Regions from separate parts of the Homo sapiens genome. Here region 1 is linked to region 2. A link is a loop called in an ENCODE intact Hi-C map of the cell type or tissue named here. Cell type or tissue: breast epithelium. All regions are shown on one strand.

Region 1 (2,500 bases), 840 kb after region 2:
CGTAAGAACTGAATCTAGCACCATATCTTTAAATGTCCTGAGATCCTTGGGAGGAATAGTAACAGAAGTTCAATCTTACATTAAATTTAAAATTTTCTTGATTACCCTCCAAAATAGTAAAGTATGACTTAGGGCAGCATGGTTCAGGAGAATAAATTTCTGTAATGGAAAATCAGAAGTCCTGGATTTTTTTTTTTCCAGACAAGTTCTTACTTTGTCACCTAGGTTGGAGTGCAGTGGCACAATCTCGGCTCACTATAGCCTCAGCTTCCTGGGCTCAAGCAATCCTCCCACCTCAAGCCCCAAGTAGCTGGGACTACAGGCACGTGCTACCATGCCCAGCTAATTTTTTTGTATTTTATTTCATAGAGACGGGGGTCTCACTGTGTTACCCAGGCTGTTCTCAAACTCCTGGACTCAAGCAACCCTCCCACCTCGGTCTCCCAAAGTGCTAGGATTACAGGCATGAGCCACTGCACCTGGCCAGAAGTCTGGGATTTTAATTTGGGGATAATGCTGCCACAGAGGTGTGATGTGATGCTTAACTTTTCTGAGATTGAGTATAAAAAGAAAAAAAGGAGTTGAAATGGTGTATCTTTAAAATTCTTTCCAGTATGAAACATTCTAATTCTTATTTACTTTATTAATACTGAAATATTGTGGAGTTTTCGAATTCACTGGCTCCAGGATAGTGCTGCCAGAGAAAAACATTGTTGAGAAGAACATTATTGTTGAAAAAAACATTGAAACACAACTAAGATCTTCAATGAATCATCTTTCTTGAAGTTTCTGGGAAAGGGAAAATTATTTTAAAAATATATATTTCTACTCTCTATCAAGTGTTCTTTCTTTCTTTCTTTCTTTCTTTTTTTTTTTTTTTTTGAGATGGAGTCTTGCTCTGTCACCCAGGCTGGAGTGCAGTGGTGTAACTCGGCTCACTGCAACCTCTGCCTCCTGGGCTTAAGTGATTCTCATGCCTCAGCCTCCCAAGTAGCTGGGATTACAGGCATGCGCCACCAGTGTTCTTTCTTATAGTAAGTTAGAATGTCTTGTGAGAAATAATTTACTTGATTACCATTGTTAGAAGGTTTCCATTTCTTAGAATAAAGAAGTGTTTGCGAAGAAAATTATTTCAATTGCACATCTCTGATGAAATCTTCTACTCCGTGCTAGTTGGATTGTTTATTTGGCCCAAGGGCCTAAAACCTGAAATACTACATTCTTGGCGCAGTTCTACATTCTCACTATAAATGTAATACCTGAGGTTGCAGGAGGTTAAGGAAGAGGGAAAAACTTATTTTATGCCTGTTATTTCATCTTATCCTCTTAGAAGAAAAAATATTCTTGTTTATCTTTTGGGGAAAGGATTAATTTGAATGGTCATTTTAATTATAAGATTGAAATGGAACAGGGAAGGTGATTTCATCAGATTTTTATGGAATATCTGCTACTTAAAGAAGCCGTAGGGCCCAGCATTTCCACTCATAGGCATATGCTCAAGAAAAATGAAAACATATATCCGCCTAAAAACTTATACATGAATAATTCTAGTAGCACTATCCATAATGGCCAAAAGTTAAAGCAGTCCAAATGTCCATCACCTGATAAATGGATAAAATGTGACATATCCATATAATGGAATATTATTTGGCAATAAAAAGAAATACTGATTCATGCTATGCATTGGATTTGAAAACATGCTGAGTGAAAAATGCCAGTCATGAAAGACCACATATTGTATGATTCCGTTTATATGAAATTCCCAGAACAAGGAAATCTATAAAGATGGAAAGTATGTTAGTAAATTTCTTAGGAATGGAGGGAATGGGGTGGGGCGAGGCTGGGGTAATAGCTAAAGGGTATGGTTTTGTGTGTGTATGTATGGTGATGAAAATGTTCTAAAAATAACTGTGGTTGGTAACGGTTGTACATATCTAAAATGCTAAATACTAAATATACTAAAAACCATTGAATTGTACACTTTAAATGGGCAGAGTGTATGATAGGTGAATTATATCTCAATAACACTGTTTTTATTTTTTAAAATATCAGGGGTTACAATGATTAATCCAAATGTGGACTTAGACAATTACCCTTCTCTGAAGAAGCACTTGCCATCCAGTTTTAGAATACTAACTATGTGTGTTGAAAACTGATGCAAAGGGAGAAAATAGTAGGTTTTATAGAAGTGACATTTAGCCGGGCGTGGTGGCTCACACCTGTAATCCCAGCACTTTGGGAGGCTGAGGCGGGCGGATCACGAGGTCAGAAGATCGAGATCATCCTGGCTAACATGGTGAAACCCCATCTCTACTAAAAATACAAAAAAAAATTAGCTGGGCGTGGTGGCGGGCGCCTGTAGTCCCAGCTACTGGGGAGGCTGAGACAGGAGAATGGCGTGAACCCGGGAGGCGGAGCTTGCAGTGAACCGAGATCGGCGCCACTGCGCTCCAGCGTGGGAGACAGAGCAAGACTTTGTCTCAAAAAAAAAAAAAAAAAA
Region 2 (2,500 bases):
GACACACAGCTAGGAAGTAGATGAGCTGGGATCCCACTGGTTTTTGCTCTCAGTCACCATAGCACCTCACAGCTGCCTGCCTGGTCAAGCTGGAAAGGCTTCCTTCTGTCTGCTGTTCTCCCTTCAAGCTGCAACCCTCCTCTCAAAGTCTCAGGGTTTCTCCTTTGCCCCATCCTTTGTCTCCCTGGTAAGACTGAGCCCCTGAAGGATATCTTGCCAGGCTGCGGCTGCACGGATAGTGCCATCAAAGTGTTACCTGAGCAACAGAGCTACTCTGAGTCCATGGTGATGACTCAAGACTGAGGCTCAGGTGACCTAAGTTCCAATCTTGACTACTACCAACTCACAGAGCCACCTTGGGCATGTCAAGGCTCATCTCTAAGTCTCTTATTTCCCCGCTGACAAAAGACCAGGGTTGAAACAGATGAGAGGTTACAAATTCAATGCTAACAGGGCCCTCTCAGGTAACATGAATGGATGAAGCAGGCTGGGTGGAAGACAGTAGGGAGTAGTGGGGACTGTGGGGGAACCAGAGAGGTTCTGGCTGGAGGGGAGTCTGCTTCTCAGATTAGCCGAAGATCCTGTGTAGGAATTCAGGTCTGGGCTTCTACAGCACCTGCCTTTTCTAAAGGAGCCTCCAAAACTCCACATTTTCATATGAAATCTCCCGATTTGGAAATGTTGACCACCAATTAAAAAAAAAATCAAATCACTTTGCAGGTCAAACAAAACATGTCTGCAGAAGGGAATGGCTGAGAAACAATTCAGCCTTCAAGGAATCATAACATTTGTCCCCAGACACATGCTCAGTGAATATTCACTGGATGAACGAGTCAATTAGTGAATCTTAATATCTGAGGTTTCCTTTTTTAGAGTATTCTCTGGCCCACCCCTCAAATTAGGAAATCCAAAGCACTTGCCTCAATTTCATCTCCTACCCTACAATGGCTAGGACTCAGAGTCTTCATCCATATTTCCCCCTGGCTCCTCTTTGAGCCTGTCCTTTTAGAATGAGGCTAAGGGGTGTCTGTGAAACAAGGTTCCAGAAAACCTGGAGTTGAAGCCCAAGTCATCAGATGCTGCTCTCTGCTGCCCCCTACAGGTTTCTATAAATACTGCCTCAGAAGTTTGCTGTGATTCTCAGTTGGCAGCCTTAAGGGTTAATTTAAGCCTGCCCCTCTGGAGTTGGCACACTAGAGATGCTTTCAGTCTAGTTAGTGGCAGCCTACAAGCAAATCTGGAAATCATTTTAAATATAAAAAAATTTTAAAGGAATTGGACGTAGAAAAAATGCATAGGATACCAAAGAGTCAATAGCTGGCAAACAAACAAACAGCACCCCTCCCCTCCAACACCCACCTATTATCCTAGATATTGAACTAGTTAGGTGGGCGTCGTAGAACCAACTGAGAACCTGGCGTCAAGCCCCTGTAGATCCTGTCACCACCTCTGTGAGCCTTTATTTTCTCATCTCTAAAATGGGAATAATAATGCTTTCCTGGTAGACAATGGTCAGGGATAAAAGAGATAATGAAGACCACGGTGCCTAGTCTAGTCCTCTGCATCTAGTAAGCTCTCAAAAAATAATTCAATATTCATGCTAAAGACTATGCTTCCGGCCAGGCGCGGTGGTTCACGCTTGTAACCCCAGCACTTTGGAAGGCCGAGGCAGGCGGATCACAAGGTCAGGAGATGGAGACCATCCTGGCTAACACAGTGAAATTCTGTCTCTACTAAAAATACAAAAAATTAGCCTGGCGTGGTGGCGGGCGCCTGTAGTCACAGCTACTCGGGAGGCTGAGGCAGGAGAATGGAGTGAACCTGGGAGGCGGAGATTGCAGGGAGCCGAGATCATGCCAGTGCACTCCAGCCTGGGTGACAGAGCGAGACTCCGTCTCAAAAAAAAAAAAAAAAAAAAAAGACTATGCTTCCTATTAATTAGTCATTTACCATGTGCCAGGTACTGTGACAGCCGCTTCCACATTAATTTTTCATGTAATTTTCATGAAATCTCAAAAGGTAGATATTATCACCATTTTGGAGAAGTATAATAAAAACAGGAACAGAGATGTAAAGTGACTTGCCCAAGGTCACACAGCTAGTTAAGCATCAGAGAGGGGATTTGAACCCAAGAGGGAGCCACTGTCTGACTTTGAAACCCATATTTTGTCCCTGCCTGCATCTTACAGGTTTTATCTCCCTCTTGGTGCTCTTACCTCCTTCTCTTCTTCCGAGTGGATTTCTTCTTTTTCTTCTTTCCCCTGGAGGAAGGTGGTGGTGTCAAGTCTTTGTCATGAGAGGCACTGTGAGGAGCAAAGAGAGGAGCATTAGATAACTCATGGTTCCCCAACTCCCCAACCAGAGCTGGTGCAGCCAGGGAAGGACCCAGGTCCTTGGATGATCAAGGACCTATAGCCAGTGCCTCATTACCACCTCATGGCTGATTGGGTCACACTTCAGACTAAGTACCTAAATAAGGACTTAATGCCGAGTTAATGAG

Evidence for each region. Peaks named below come from ENCODE experiments on the same cell type or tissue, not always from the same donor. Only the 100,000 strongest peaks of a DNase experiment are listed, where the experiment ranks them.
Region 1: it touches region 2 in a loop (14-fold over the local background); 1 of 110 quality-filtered maps calls a loop at or near these places.

The regions. Positions count from the first base shown.
Region 1 is chr12:118,270,674-118,273,173 of GRCh38, reverse strand. All of the region lies in intron 1 of TAOK3 (TAO kinase 3), which reads left to right. Among named protein-coding and RNA genes, the nearest start is that of TAOK3, 100 kb to the left of the region's middle. In breast epithelium, no CTCF peak of the experiment used is centred here; a DNase peak (open chromatin) is centred at 1,203; H3K27ac peaks cover 1,707 bases.
Region 2 is chr12:119,114,081-119,116,580 of GRCh38, reverse strand. SRRM4 (serine/arginine repetitive matrix 4) reads right to left here. Exons shown (of 13, transcript NM_194286.4): 3 at 2,217-2,303. The region is part of intron 2 of LOC105370021 (a long non-coding RNA gene); the gene reads left to right. Among named protein-coding and RNA genes, the nearest start is that of SRRM4-AS1, 63 kb to the right of the region's middle. In breast epithelium, a CTCF peak has its summit at 1,107 (motif pointing left); no DNase peak of the experiment used is centred here.